5 separate regions of the Homo sapiens genome follow, and regions 1, 2, 3 and 5 are each linked to region 4. The links are chromatin contacts, found by Hi-C or POLR2A ChIA-PET in ENCODE. All regions are on one chromosome and are shown on one strand. The core of a region is the stretch at or near the end of the contact, and the rest is flanking DNA. Distances in the headings are between cores, read along the strand shown. Region 1 overlaps WIPI1 (WD repeat domain, phosphoinositide interacting 1). Region 2 overlaps ARSG (arylsulfatase G). Region 3 holds the start of NOL11 (nucleolar protein 11). Region 4 holds the start of KPNA2 (karyopherin subunit alpha 2). Region 5 overlaps ARSG (arylsulfatase G).

Evidence for each region. Hi-C counts contacts between places; a loop is a spot of excess contacts on that map. ChIA-PET counts read pairs that join two places held with the same protein, here RNA polymerase II (POLR2A). Pooled maps may share reads with other maps.
Region 1: a loop to region 4 is called in a map with no recorded cell type, with 5 times the contacts of the local background. The contact joins the enhancer-like site here to the promoter of KPNA2 in region 4. A Hi-C loop is called at or near these places in 1 of 168 maps with a recorded cell type or tissue (PC-9), 3 of 37 single-sample maps with no recorded cell type and 8 of 50 pooled maps. POLR2A ChIA-PET finds 5 or more read pairs at or near these places in 5 of 52 experiments (CD4-positive, alpha-beta T cell, HepG2, IMR-90 and 2 more).
Region 2: a map of naive thymus-derived CD4-positive, alpha-beta T cell shows a loop between it and region 4 (4-fold over the local background). The contact joins the enhancer-like site here to the promoter of KPNA2 in region 4. A Hi-C loop is called at or near these places in 1 of 168 maps with a recorded cell type or tissue (naive thymus-derived CD4-positive, alpha-beta T cell) and 7 of 50 pooled maps. POLR2A ChIA-PET finds 5 or more read pairs at or near these places in 1 of 52 experiments (naive thymus-derived CD8-positive, alpha-beta T cell).
Region 3: a loop to region 4 is called in a map of CD8-positive, alpha-beta T cell, with 21 times the contacts of the local background. The contact joins the promoter of NOL11 here to the promoter of KPNA2 in region 4. A Hi-C loop is called at or near these places in 8 of 168 maps with a recorded cell type or tissue (B cell, CD4-positive, alpha-beta T cell, CD8-positive, alpha-beta T cell and 5 more), 13 of 37 single-sample maps with no recorded cell type and 27 of 50 pooled maps. POLR2A ChIA-PET finds 5 or more read pairs at or near these places in 4 of 52 experiments (Caco-2, activated B cell, activated naive CD4-positive, alpha-beta T cell and 1 more).
Region 5: a loop to region 4 is called in a pooled map, with 3 times the contacts of the local background. The contact joins the enhancer-like site here to the promoter of KPNA2 in region 4. A Hi-C loop is called at or near these places in 1 of 50 pooled maps. POLR2A ChIA-PET finds 5 or more read pairs at or near these places in 4 of 52 experiments (HepG2, OCI-LY7, WTC11 and 1 more).

The regions. Positions count from the first base shown.
Region 1 is chr17:68,435,069-68,437,768 of GRCh38, forward strand. It overlaps WIPI1 (WD repeat domain, phosphoinositide interacting 1), which reads right to left. Exons shown (of 13, transcript NM_017983.7): 5 at 1,314-1,411; 6 at 552-644. It also overlaps a transcript of ARSG not described here and a transcript of PRKAR1A not described here. Among named protein-coding and RNA genes, the nearest start is that of MIR635, 12 kb to the left of the region's middle. RefSeq lists an enhancer at 972-1,472. Within about 2 kb of position 1,448, at least 19 of the 41 ENCODE cell types and tissues checked have a DNase peak (open chromatin) inside an H3K27ac peak, as active enhancers do; they include CD4-positive, alpha-beta T cell, OCI-LY7 and PC-9, where a contact is called at or near this core.
Region 2 is chr17:68,345,170-68,347,920 of GRCh38, forward strand. ARSG (arylsulfatase G) reads left to right here. Exons shown (of 12, transcript NM_001267727.2): 4 at 1,956-2,003. Among named protein-coding and RNA genes, the nearest start is that of ARSG, 55 kb to the left of the region's middle. RefSeq lists enhancers at 1-173, 1,445-1,554, 1,575-1,714. Within about 2 kb of position 1,427, at least 13 of the 41 ENCODE cell types and tissues checked have a DNase peak (open chromatin) inside an H3K27ac peak, as active enhancers do.
Region 3 is chr17:67,716,486-67,719,185 of GRCh38, forward strand. It overlaps NOL11 (nucleolar protein 11), which reads left to right and starts at 1,451. Exons shown (of 18, transcript NM_015462.5): 1 at 1,451-1,603. The coding sequence starts at 1,463. LOC101928045 (a long non-coding RNA gene) reads right to left here and starts at 1,193. Exons shown (of 4, transcript NR_188294.1): 1 at 1,157-1,193. RefSeq lists enhancers at 1,362-1,441, 1,512-1,701, 2,624-2,700 and a silencer at 1,972-2,061.
Region 4 is chr17:68,034,386-68,037,085 of GRCh38, forward strand. KPNA2 (karyopherin subunit alpha 2) reads left to right here and starts at 1,350. Exons shown (of 11, transcript NM_002266.4): 1 at 1,350-1,455. RefSeq lists a silencer at 1,083-1,132 and enhancers at 1,096-1,643, 1,663-1,882.
Region 5 is chr17:68,397,834-68,400,533 of GRCh38, forward strand. All of the region lies in intron 10 of ARSG (arylsulfatase G), which reads left to right. Among named protein-coding and RNA genes, the nearest start is that of MIR635, 25 kb to the right of the region's middle. RefSeq lists an enhancer at 975-1,334. Within about 2 kb of position 1,343, at least 6 of the 41 ENCODE cell types and tissues checked have a DNase peak (open chromatin) inside an H3K27ac peak, as active enhancers do; they include OCI-LY7, where a contact is called at or near this core.

The sequences.
Region 1 (2,700 bases), core at 198-2,697, 400 kb after region 4:
TGGCAGCATGTGCCTGTAATCTCAGCTACTCGGGAGGCTGAGGCAGGAGAATCACTTAAACCTGGGAGGCGGAGGTTGCAGTGAGCCGAGATTGCGCCATTGCACTCCAGCCTGGGCGACAGAGCTAGACTCCACCTCAAAAAAAAAAAAAAAATTCAATTGGATCACTTTCTCTGATTATTCCAGGCAGAAGACATCAATTTCTCTAAATAGCAAAGTAAAGCATTTGGTTTGCACTGTACTGTGTTTATAAGGTGTAGCATTTGTCCGTCTCTACGGCTGATGTACACGTACATTTCTTCATAAGACCACGAGTTTTCATGCAAAGTGTCTTGTATCTTGCATATTGCAGGCCCCTGGCCTATTGAATTAACAAATGCATGAATATACCACACATGCAGAGGCCAGAAATTCTCCCTCTGAAACAAATTCTGAGTGGGCCCAGAGACCAGTCAGTCTTCATGTCACCAGGTTTGTTCAATCCCATCCCTGCGCACGGCAGGAGCCATCCAGCGAAACCCAGACAGAGGTGTTGGTGGGAGTGGACTCACTTTTTCAGACGCACTTGCTAGTTTGGAGCCTGAGGCATTGAAGGTGATGGCAGCTAGTGTTCCCTCATGGGCAGCAATAGTGCAGACTGTTTTCTGTTGGTGAAAAGGAAAAATGGATACAGATGCTGCGGAGGAGGGAAGATGGATTTCACCTCCCTCCCCTTCCTCTTTTCTCCTTTCTCCCTCCTTTGTCCAGCTCCCTGTCTCTTCCTCTGTCCCCCAGGCCATCTGCATGTAAGCTGTGTGTCATTTTCTGGTGAATCAAGATTTGGCTTCAAGGGCCACTCCATTTCCATCCCTTTTCCTGCCCTTGGGAAGGTGGCCACGAACGGAGCACCTGATGCAGTGTGATGCCGTCGCAGGCGCGCCCTGCACGCATCTTTAGGCAACTTCCCACAGCAATCTTGTCCCGCTCAGGGATGCCTCAGAGACCAGAGGGCAGGGAATATGAAACACCTGCACACTGTCTCAGGCTGTGGCATGGGACAGGGTGACACATTCAGGGAGACAACTGGCCCCCTGCTGGCAAGTGGTTTTCATTATGCTGCAGATGTCTAACTTGGCCTGGCCAGCTGGCTTATGGTGAGGTTGACTCACAGCAAGCCCGAGGGGAAATAGTATCACCTTCTCTTGAACAACTCCCCAGTATTGCTTACTCCCACCGCCTCCAGCCCCCGACGGCAGGGCGTCCTTATCTATCTCCTTCCATGACCACACAGCCAAGGCAGGTGGGTTGGCTCAGCCAGGTCACCGTCAACTTACCAGGGAGTTTCCATCATAAAGCACAATCTCCCCTGAAGTCAGGCTTCCAGGATAGGCCAGGTAAGAATTGGAATGGTTGATAGAGAGAGCACATAGACCTGGCAAAGAAGAAACAGAACATGAGAAGCCTGGGGCCAAGGGAGAGATTGCACGGCTGGAGAGGGCATCTGAAAACAGTACAGCTACAGTGCCACCTACTGGCAAGGGGAGGAATGGCTTTGCAGACAACTGCTTTCCGCTGATGATTCTTCTGATTAAGGCTTCCAATAAAGCAACTTCACAGGGGAAGACCTCCTGATTTAACACTGGCTGCGTCCTTGCTACAGTGAAACAATGAGACTTGCCGGGCACAGTGGCTCATGCCTGTAATTCCAGCACTTTGAGGCGGGCGGATCACTTGAGGTCAGGAGTTCCAGACAAGCCTGGCCAACATGGTGAAACCCCATCTCTACTAAAAATACAAATAGCTGGGCATGGTGGTGCGTGCCTATAGTCCCAGCTACTTGGGAGGCTGAGGCAGGAGAATCGCTTGAACCCAGGAGGCAAAGGTTGCAGTGAGTGGAGATCGTGCCACTGCACTCCAGCCTGGGCTACAGAGTGAGACCCCGTCTCAAAAAAAAAAAAATATATATATATGTGTGTGTGTGTGTGTGTGTATATATTGCTCATTTTTACATTTTACCCCAGGACTCTGAAACAGCATCTACTTTTCTTCCAATTCCATTATCCTCTAGGGTTACAAGAGATTTCCTCAAAACTGAAATAAATCTTCCTATAGTGAAAAGTCAGTACATATTGGTCTTTCTGCAGATGATTATATACTGTTGGCCAGTAACTTCAAGTTGGAGAAGAGGAGCTGCCAAGAACCTATTTAGAAACTGAGAAATTTCAGGCCAGGCAAGGTGGCCCACACCTGTGATCCCAGCACTTTGGCAGGCCGAGGCAGGTGGGTCACCTGAGGTCAGGAGTTCGAGATCGGGCTGGCCAACATAGTGAAACCCTGTCTCTATTAAAAATACAAAAATTAGTCAGGTGTGGTTGCATGTGCCTGTAGTCCCAGCTACTCGGGAGGCTGAGGCAGGAGAATTGCTTAAACCTGGAGGTGGAGGCTGCAGTGAGTGAAGATAGTGCCACTGCACTCCAGCCTGGGTGAGAGTGAGGTTCTGTCTTAAGAAAAAAAAAAAAAGAAACCGAGCAATTTCTGAGCCAAATGCCCTGCCTTGATAAGGGAAATGGGTACCTCCCGAGGAGGAAGTTTATTTGAGGTCTGCGTCTGCAGTCAAGATGGTGTGCCTAGACATTGAGACAAACTAAATAAAGAGGACATTTTGGATTTAAGATGCTTCAATAATATTCCGGAAGAGTAAACAGCCCATCAAACCACTGA
Region 2 (2,751 bases), core at 177-2,676, 310 kb after region 4:
TCCATGTAAACCTCACAGCCAGCTGAACGAAGTGGCTCACGCCTGTAATCCCAGCACTATGGAAGGCCGAGGTGGGAGGATCCCTCGAGCCCAGGAGATCGAGACCAGCCTGGGCACCATAGTGAGACTCTGTATCTACAAATAAGTAAATAAATAATAAAACTCATAGCCAGGAAGAGTTAGGTCCCAGGGCTGTCCCAGACTCAGCCCCTATGCTGCAGAAGTGGGGCTGGCTTCTTCTGGAGCTGAATTTGACCTCACTGGCCCCTCCGTCTTCATGCCTTTAAACTCCCAGTAAGCAACTGTTTGCAGCTTGACTGTTTAGCTGCATTCCTCACCCCCTCACCACTCACGACACCTTTTGCACATCCTGGGCAGGATATTTAAGCATATCCAGCTGTTGCAATTATGAACTAAAGTACACTTTTAGGAAAAATTAAAGACCCACCAAAGGAATATCAGATCCTTTTACAACACTCACACTTTGCTTCTAATCTTGGTCCATGTTTATGTGTTGCCTAGCTGTGCGAATACCACTGGGCTCCACTTTTCCCCCTTTCACATTATTCTATGTTTCCATGTCATATAATTTTACATAGTATAATTTTTATGATTAAACAATACTTTTCATAATTTTAATATAATGTCATGTTCTCATGTAATGTTTAATCCAAATATTTCACATAATGCTTAATACATTTCTCTCAATCTTTTTTATTTATTTGGGACAAAGTCTTACTCTGTCACCCAGGCTGGAGTACAGTGGCTCAATCTCTGCCCACTGCAACCCCCACCTCCCGGGTTCAAGTGATTCTCCTGCCTCAGCCTCCCGAGTAGTTGGGATTACAGGCGTGCACCACCACACCCAGCTAATTTTTGTATTTTTAGTAGAGATAAGGTTTTGCCACGTTGCCCAGGCTAGTCTCAAACTCCTGGCCTCATGTGATCCGCCTGCCTCGGCCTCCCAAAGTGCTGGGATTACAGACATGAGCCACTCAATTGAGAGAAATTGAGAGCCCATTTCTCTCAATTTTTTATTAATCTTTTTTTTCAATCCCATAGAGCAGTTGCAGGGAGGGAATAATGGACTCCTAGAGGCCCTTCATCCAGTTTCACCGATTCTTAATTTTTGCTACATGCAGTTGTCTTGAAAAAATAGATCGATAGTTCCTTATTGAGGCCACATCAAATAATGTACTTAGACATACTCCTGTGGTTGCCCGTTAATCTCTCGTTTGAGCGGTTTAATGCTGCCAGCGTCTCAATCTTTGTACCACATTCTTTTCTTTGCCCCCTCACCATGGGGGTGGCGTCCCTGGGGTCTACTCCTCAGAGCGGAAGAGCAGATCAGAGAGTTCTGACACTGTCAGAGCTCTTGCCACACATTGCCCGATTATTCCCCCAGACTGAGCGCATTTGCAGACCGAGGAGCAGCAGGGTGTCTGAGTTTCCTCATTTGCTGCCCCGTAGGTGTCTCGGTGCTTGAACTGCGGGCTGCTGATGTTGGCCAGAGAGGAAGATGATGAAACCAGGCAGGAAGCGGGCATTTCTGAGACGATGTGGGGCGGTGCACCTGCACCCTGGGCCTCCTGGTGCCTTTGCAGGGCCCCAGCGCGGGAGGGCAAAGTGAAGGAGCCCATGTGGGGTTGCTGTGTCTGTGGAGCCCTCTTTGAGGGGCAGAGGCTCAGGCTTCTCCGGGCTCCTGGTGATGGGCTGTCTTCCCCTTTCACTGTGGTTTCCCGTGTGAGTCTGGGGTCATCCTTTATGTGTCCCTGTGGACACCGTCTCGGCCCCAGAGAGCAAAGCCTGGCTTGTACACCACATTGCAGCTTCTTTTGGCTTGTCCACAGTGCGAGGCGAAGCTAATGGAGAGCTGAGTGTGTGATCAGCTCCTCAGGGGGCTGTGGTACCCCTATGGGGATTCCTCTGAAAATCTCTCTTATGTTTTTCTACAGGCAAATGGCATCTTGGACACCACGGCTCTTATCACCCCAACTTCCGTGGTAAGAATTCTTTTGGGGATTTGTTACCTGGGAAACAGAAAATAAAGGTCTCTGTGTAAGACTCCATGAACAGCTAAGCCATCCTGTCTCTGGGGGCAACCCTAAGTTAGGACATCTTTGTTCACGAGGTCATTTGAGTGCATTTGGGGTGCCAGGGCTCTCCGGGACCTTACATCCCACTTGCTGGCATCTTCCTTGACTGTCCTTCCTTGGTGCCTGTTTGCCCTTCCAACTGCCCCATCACAGGCCCATCAGCTTTTTTGCCATCTCTCGGTTCTTTACACCTCAGGGAACATTCTGCCCCATGAGGTCCAGACATGGCTAATCTGGGAAGAAGTAAAAATTGACTGATGGGTTCACCGAAGCAGGAAACCTGGCCATAGACCCAAACAGGAGATGCTGCCTCTTGGCCTCTTCCTGCAGCCTTTGCTTCCTCACCCTCTGGCCTTGGGGAAGTAGGCCAAGATCAAGCTACCAAAGCTGGTTCTCTGAAAATCACTTTGCTGAAGGGCGGATTCTCCAAACGTCCAATTCACTGAATTACTGATGGTTTTTCAAAGTTGCAGTTCGTGCCACTGACCTTTTCCATTTCCTATAGGAAGCCGTGGACTTTCTCTTAAAGGCATTTACCATGATCTCAGCTTTGGTGGCTTCTCCTGTCCCTGGCCCCTTCCTCTTCTGCCATTTTATAAGCAAATGTGATTCTCTGACTATTTTGCAGACTTCTCCCCTCCCCTGCCCCAGTATC
Region 3 (2,700 bases), core at 201-2,700, 320 kb before region 4:
ATTGCAGTGAGTTGAGACTGCGTCACTCCAGCCTGGGCGACAGAGCAAGACCCTGTCTCAAAAAAAAAAAAAAAAAAAAAAAGACATCCTCTCAAGGAGGCCTGTGGTCATCCTAGTGAAAATTTCACATACACAGACCACTCCTTCCTCCCCCACACACCCACGCTTTATCTCTCCCTTCTGAGTTTAATGTTTTTCTTCTTACCACCTATCACAAAGTAAGTTATGAAGCATAATAATAAACTATATCCTCTTGATCTCACAACCCAGCCTAAAAATTAAAAGATTATCAGAGTTCAAGATCACCTTGGGCAACAAAGCAAGACTCCATGTCTGCAAAAAATACAAAAATTAGCCGGGCGTGGTGATGGATGCCTGTAGTCCCAGTTATTCGGGAGGCTGAAGCAGGAGGATTGCTTTATTTAGCCCAAGAGTTAGAGGCTGCAGTGAGCCATGATAATGCCACTACTTTTGAACAACAAAAGACCTATTAGCATTATAAAAATAGACTGCATTTGATTCCTTCACAGTAGCTGGATATTCTCCTTTTGCCCATGTCGTCATGTTGGGGCAATGAGAAACAACACACATGGCGATCTGGTGGATGCTTAAATCTAAACTGAGGCACTTTGTCACACTGGGTACATTTGTTTAGTAATTGCCTATTAAATGGTTTCTCCCTAAGAACATCACAATTTATCTTTACTTATTTATTTAACATTATTGATTGAATCTGCCATGCTTATCTGAGAAACATACATTTCTCCCGGAAATAAAAACCTTGCCAAAAATCACACAGGGGACCTTCAACTTCACCTTCATCAAACTAGTCTGAATTTCCTGTAAGCTGAGGAGAGATTTTCCCCACTGGGGCTCAGAGAAGGGGAGTCAGAGAACTCAGAAGGCCTGAAAGACTGAAAAGACTGGAGATCTCTAGAGGGTTCCAAGAAACTTGGGGGGAATTAAGCATTTCACGTAGGAACAGCACGTTATTGGGAGTTTACCTACAGAGATAAATATTTTTTCTTTGGCAGATCGTTCCACAAGGCCATGGATGGAATTCCTAGGGAGTTCCCTTGCAATTAAAAAAAAAAAAATCTAGCTTATTTATATTCGACCACTCCCTAGACCCATCTACAGTCTCTCAAGTCCCCACCTAGAACAGCACGCAGCCGATTCAGGACCCAGTAAGCAGCACTTCCGCGCCTACCCTATCCCTTCCTGGAGCACATCCGGGACTCGGCGAGGCGTGGTCTCGGGAGGCGGAGTCTGACGCAAGCCGGCCCAGCCCACCTGGCTAAATTCACAGTCGCGCTCGCTCCTTCCGCCCGCCAGAGGTCGCAGGCTGCGAGAGCAGGTTCCTGGTTTGGCAAGCACTCGCCCCCTCAGGCCCGTTCATTCTCGCGAGAGAAAGCGCGAGGCCTGCCGGGAGTGAGCGCGGCCGTACTTAGGTTTGCTCAAAATGGCAGCGCTGGAGGAAGAATTCACGTTGTCTTCGGTAGTCCTGAGCGCCGGGCCTGAAGGACTCCTAGGCGTGGAGCAGAGCGACAAAACAGACCAGTTTCTAGTGACAGACAGCGGCAGGACAGTCATCCTCTATAAGGTGAAGGCAATAGGTTTGGGAGCGCCCCGACTGCCTTCTCGCCCCTTTCTGAGCGCGGAGCTCGAGCTCAAGTTTCTCACAGCTTCAGAAAGAGATCGTGGAGAAGGCTTAGCAGAGAGCCGGCTGGGCCTGTTGGGGACGCTGAGTGAGGTCTGGAATCTGGCTTGCTTGCCTTCCTGTAAAGGCATATTTCCGACTTGCAGGGGCAGAGCGTCTGAGTGCACGTGGGTTAGACTCGGAAAAGAAAGAAAACCTGTGCTTTTGCTTCGGAACTCGCGGAATTGGCCTTGCTAAGATTCCCTCCTAGGGTCTTTATTATCTTAGCCGCCCGCGGGAGGATGGAACGGAGATTGGTTGGGCGGGAGAGGATGACACTGACAGAGTGGGAATAGTGGTTTAGCCGTGTCTACACTTCACACCCCTCTCTTTGTAGGGGCGGGGACAATTTTAGAGAGTGAGGGACTTTCTTGATAGCTCGCTAAGAATCTTGCCTCCAAGTGAGTTGTCTGTTGGCATCTCTGATTCACGCTGGGAATCCTGGAGTTGAGTCCTGGGAAAATCTGCAAGCCCTGCCCCCATTTCAGCCTAAAGCCTGATAGAGAACACTTTCTAACCTTGCTTTTGGTGGTCGCATAGAAAGCAGTTACTTTTCTCTGGGCTGCTGAACATAGTTTTCCATGTTTTAAAGAAGTTAGGTATCTGCTTTGACGTTTTGAGAACAGGTTGCTAACAGCTCCCTGTGCCGTTTTGACTCTGCTAACTCTATTGGGTTTCACTTGGGATGTCAAGTAGATTTGCAGTTTTGCAGCTCCTGCATAGGAATACAATGGCAGATTGGAATTGGATAGACATGATCCCAGATGTCCCTACTTAATTTCCCATGCCGCTGTTCAGAGGCATAACTTCCCATGCAGAGGCATAATATAATCAATTTTTAAATGTACTATTGTTTTTTTAACAAAGGGTTGCTTATTTACTTATTTAGGAACTTAGTTATATTTTCATTTTAACTACCCTTTTAGAGGTTTGGCCGGACGCGGTGGTTCACGCCTGTAATCCCAGAACTTCGGGAGGCCCAGGTGGGTGGATCACTTGAG
Region 4 (2,700 bases), core at 100-2,599:
GGGATTATGCTGATTAAGAGTAGGTCCAACCCTTTATGAACTCTGGCTTTACGATGAATGAGGCTGGCATTAATGCCTGCAAAAATGGACAAACTTGCTGTTTGAATTTATTTATAGTAAGAAATAAACCATGAAAACTTTTCTAAAATGTAATCTTTTAGAACACAAAAAAATTGCAGAAACAAAAATGGCCCAGAATCCTGATGCTCTGTTGACCATCTTTGTTTTGTTTGTTCGTTTGAGCATATGGCAAAAAATGCAAAATTCAGAAATGTGTAATGAGCATAGAATGTTACTATAACAATTGAAAAAACTTGAACACACACTACATACTAAACAACAGCATGAAATTTCAGTTTTTCTGAATTTGATGACTGCAGTGTGGTTATATAAGAGAATGTCTTTTCTTAGGAGAGACACCGTGAAACAGAGGAAAAAGGACATGATTCTGAAACTTTCTCTTAAAGTAACATATTAAAATCACACATATGTACACGCGTGCATATGTATACATATATATGTATAGAGAAAGCAATAGCAAATGTGGCAAAATGTTAAGATTTGGCAAATCTGGATAAAGATTTGCAATTCTGCTGCATTTGAAATTATTTAAAAATAAAAAACTTGAGTTTTTGGAGAAACAGGCATAAGAAACCTTTTGTTTCCATATTTGCGGCTTCTATACAGTCTTTTATGATGCAATTAAAAAAAAACTAAACTAAAAAATATAACACAAATCTTCCCTCCCATAGTAGCCAGAAACCCCCGCCGAGTACTTTGGGTGTCATAATAGGAAAAAAATGCAAAGCAATATGTTTTTCTATAAAGATTACTTATTTACTAATTAGAATTTTTTTATTTTCATGAAGATCAACAACAAAGTTTTTAAAATAATGACTTAGAGAATCATTTTGTGGTATTTGTTTAAGGCTGTCGCCCAGGAAAACGCCCAAGGACCATGCACGCTTCAACCCTATGGAAACACGAACGGCCCAGGGAACCGCCCCTTCGCGCTGCTTGACGGGATCTGGAGTCCTCCCGCTCCGCCCCGCCAGGCGCTCAGGGACCGCCCGGCCGCTCCCTCACCGCCCGGCCGCTCCCTCACCGCCCGGCCGCTCCCTCACCGCCCGGCCGCTCCCTCACCGCCCGGCCGCTCCCTCATCTCGCGATGCCATCCTCTTTTTTTTTTTTTCTTTCCCCCCTCCCACTCGCCCCCAAGCCCTATGACTCCCTCCCCTCCCAACGTGTTTTTCAAATCCACCAATGGGCACACAGCTTAGGCTCGAACCAGCCAATCGGAATGCGGAGTCACCGGGAAATTTAAATCGCGCCGGCCGGCTGCACGAGCCACACGGTCTTTGAGCTGAGTCGAGGTGGACCCTTTGAACGCAGTCGCCCTACAGCCGCTGATTCCCCCCGCATCGCCTCCCGTGGAAGCCCAGGCCCGCTTCGCAGGTACAGACTCAGGCGGCGGCCCGGCCCGAGCGCTAACGGCTTGCCCGTGGGCGGCGTTCGCCTTTTGGGTTGGGGGAGGGAGGCCCCGGGTCCACGCCGAGCCTGGCTCTGCCTCCCGCGTTGACTAGGCCTCGGGGGCGACGTTCATTGACCAGGCGGCTGAGTTTCGCGGGGTCTGCGGGTTTAGGGCGCCGACGCTCTGCAAACGGCAGCGGAGGCCTTAACGCGTCGCGGCCGGGAGAATCGGAGCGAGCCAGGCTTGAGGGCGAATGTCCCGGGAGGACTTGTGGCGGCCCTGGTTTCGCCTCCTCCTTTCTCGTTGCATCTTCCCCGGCGTGGGGGCAGGGGCTGGGGGTGGCAGTTGGGAGCACCGTCTCTGACACCTAGGCCCCGGGGGTGGCTCTGCCACCAAGTCGTAGGCGAGCGTAATGAAAGCAAAGATAGCAAATTGTAAGGAGGGCTTTGACTTTTGTCATCTTCTGAATGACGCACAGCTGATGTCATCCTAATTAAGCGCATTCACTCCTAGTCTCTGGAAATGCAAATCAAATATGCGAGATGCGGCACTGCATTTTTAATGTTGACCATAATGTAATGATGAAGCAAATTTTTATTTAATTTTCGAGTCTGCACCTATTTTGGCCAAGTAAAGACAGTAAAATAGGGAGAGCCTCCTGAGGATCTGAATTTATTGCCCTGGCACATAATTTTTAGCTGTAAGTTGACTTGGTTCCCCTACTTTGTCTTGAATTAACTATTAGGGACTCTGGAGTATCGAACTAGGCTGTCAGAAACGGTGGATACATGTGGCTAGTCCAAATTGAAATACGCTGTAAGCTTAAAGTACACAAAAGATTTCAAAGATGGAGTATGGAAAAAGAATGTAGAAGATGTCAGTTATTTTATATATTGATAACACGTTGAAATACTATTTGGATATGTTGGGTTAAGTAAAATACATTATTAAAATTAGTTTCACTTGTTTCTTTTCTCCTTTTTAAAAATATGGCTACTAGGAAGTTTCAATTTATATAGCTTGCATTCTATTTCTGATGGAGAGCCCTCTCCAGGAAGTCTCAGCCCTTTAGAGGGAAGGGGGACACTTCCCCTTTGGGTAAAGCTATTTCATAGTGCCGAAAACATGATGATCCCCCCTCTAGTATACAGGTGTGGATTCAGTAGATGCTTGATAATTCAGTTCTTATTTGGTACTATTATTGACAAAGGAAAATGATAAAGGAAATA
Region 5 (2,700 bases), core at 93-2,592, 360 kb after region 4:
TTGGCTCACTGCAACCTCCACCTCCTGGGTTCAAGCGATTCTCCTGCCTCAGCCTCCCAAGTAGCTGGTATTACAGGCGTTCACCACCACGCCTAGATAATTTTTGTATTTTTAGTAGAGACAGGGTTTCACTGTGTTGGCCAGGCTGGTGTCAAACTCCTGACCTCAGGAGATCTGCCTGCCTCGGTCTCCCAAAGTGCTGGGATTACAGGCGTGAGCCACTGTGCCTGGGCTGCATATGCATGTTTATGTACCATGTATGTATATTCATGTATGCATATCCACATCTGTATACATACATGCATACATATGTATGCATATGCATGCTTATACCACACATGCATACACATGTTCGCATATGCATGTGTCTATATAAACATACATATGCATGCTTATGTTTATACACTATACATGTGTACATATGTATGCCTATGCATGTCTATGCACATATATGTATACACATGCATGCACACACATACATGTATACATATGCATATGTCCAGGCACATAAATAGAGATATACACACATATTTATATGCAGGTGTATGCACATGTATACATACGTGTATATATATGCATATATCAATATACACATACATATGTGTACACAGATGCATATGTCTGTAACATATGCATACATGTGTACATATGTATTTTAAAATAAGCACAATTTGTGTTCACCCTCAGATACATCCTGGGCTTACAAGGATTCCAATATGAGTTGGTTTAGAAACACTTTCAGTTCTAGAAGCTCAAAGTAACTCCTGGATATTCAACTGGGAACAATATGCCAATGCTTCTCAGCAATCCAGTCCTTCCCTATTGCAAACCAAGTAACCAAGAGTTAAGGAGAGGAGCAAGAGAGTTGAGAGGTGTCATGTGCACAATGAGCTCCAGTTCCACACTGGATGGTCTTCTCACAACCCACTCCAGCAACCTCTAGGGACGTTGTCTCTGTGATGTTCGAAACCACATCAGCTGACACCATGCTGCATATTCTTGCATCAGCTCAACCTCCTGCTTCTGATCTTGATGGGTCTGTGTCTAGGCAGTGAGGGGCACCAGGAGAGAGATGAGGGCTGGGAAGGGGAGGGCTGCACAGCCTAGAACCAAAGGTCCCACTTTGTGCTTTCCTGGCTCCCAGATGGAAGCTGAAGGTGGTAACATCATCACTGGTCAGGTCGTGTCTTAGCCCCAGGTTGTCATGATCAGGTCCAGAAATTGTCAACGAAGGAACGTTTCCCCTAACAGCTCTGCATCTGCCCAGCCTCACACAGTCTGGGGCTGCTGTGGGTCATCAAATGCTTGACACGCCCCTGGAGGCCATACATCGAGGAAACAAGCTGAGTTTTAATGTCCAGAAAGAACGCTGATCACTTCTCTTAGGGAGGCCCCTAGTGGCGAGAGATGTCATCTGGCGTGGCTGGCAAACTGACCACCCCCATCCACCCCCTTTGGAGGCTGTAGCTGTGCATCCCCACCTGAATGGAGAAGAAGCCCACCTTCAGGGGATGCTATATCAGCACCCTGTGGGACTTAAGGTAAAGGAATGCTCTCGTGCTTAAAAAACAAAACAAGATAAAATAGAGCAAGAAAGGCCACCAGGAAGGCAAAACAAGTTTGCAGAAGATAAAGTCATCTTTGAAATTTGAACCAGGCATCTGGAGAGCTGTGATTCATGTGTACTTTTGACAGCTTCCTTCCTATATTGATATAAACAAGAAAGCCATAATGGGTCTTCTCAAACAAACAAAAAAAATGCATAGACAAGTTCTCCAAAGTCCATCTATGTTTCTGAGAATGAGCCATCCCACAGTTTTGCTTCCTCGTGGATTTTGGAAGTTGCCTCTGGTAACGCCACATAAATAGTGGGAATATAGCAGCCCACCCTCATGGAATTTCTGTGACTGAGACGCAAGTACTGTGACTGATCTGAAGCAGCAACTTCACTCCCATCTTCTGCATGTCCGCGTGCATCGTATATCAGTTGACAATAGATTTTCCAAGTCTCCCACTTCCTGCTGTCTCAAGAAGGAAACAAAACAGTCTCCTGTGGTGAAGAGGCTTGGCTTTCTGCAGGGATGGAAGAAGTGAGGGTTTTCAGTTACGACTTCTTTTCCTGTTTGGAAGGAACCTGCTATCATCATGCGCGCCCTGGGTTTGTGCAGGGATTGTCACGAGAACCTGGAAGCCGCAGGTGTGGGGAGGAGCCCCACCTTGGCGGCATCCTCTCAGAGCTGTGAAACTCCGGGGGACAGCTGTTTACTGCTCCAACAGATGTTTCTCATTTTTTTCTTAAGTCTCGTGTGGAAACTTTGAATCATGTAAGTGCCTTTCCAGCCCTATATACGGTTGTGATTCATACCAAGGCAGTCTCATGCTTTTAGCCCAGACCCACCAACCTACCAAGGACACTGGCCTTTTGTTTTCTTTCACATCCTTCCCTCGAGAACCCTGATTTAGGTGTTTCCATTCTGTACGGTAATTCTTTTATTTGTGACCTGATGAGGAAAGATTTCCTCAGTCCAAATATAGTCGGATTGAGTCATAGCTGTGGGCGTCTGTGACCAGAGTCTGGGCTGTGCCCGATTCTGCGGAAATCAAGGATGCCTTCTTTTGTACCATCCTTGCTCAAGGGAGAGTTGGAACATTGACTTGATGCTGAAGAAGCCTTTCTTCAAAGACAGCTGAGGGTCACCT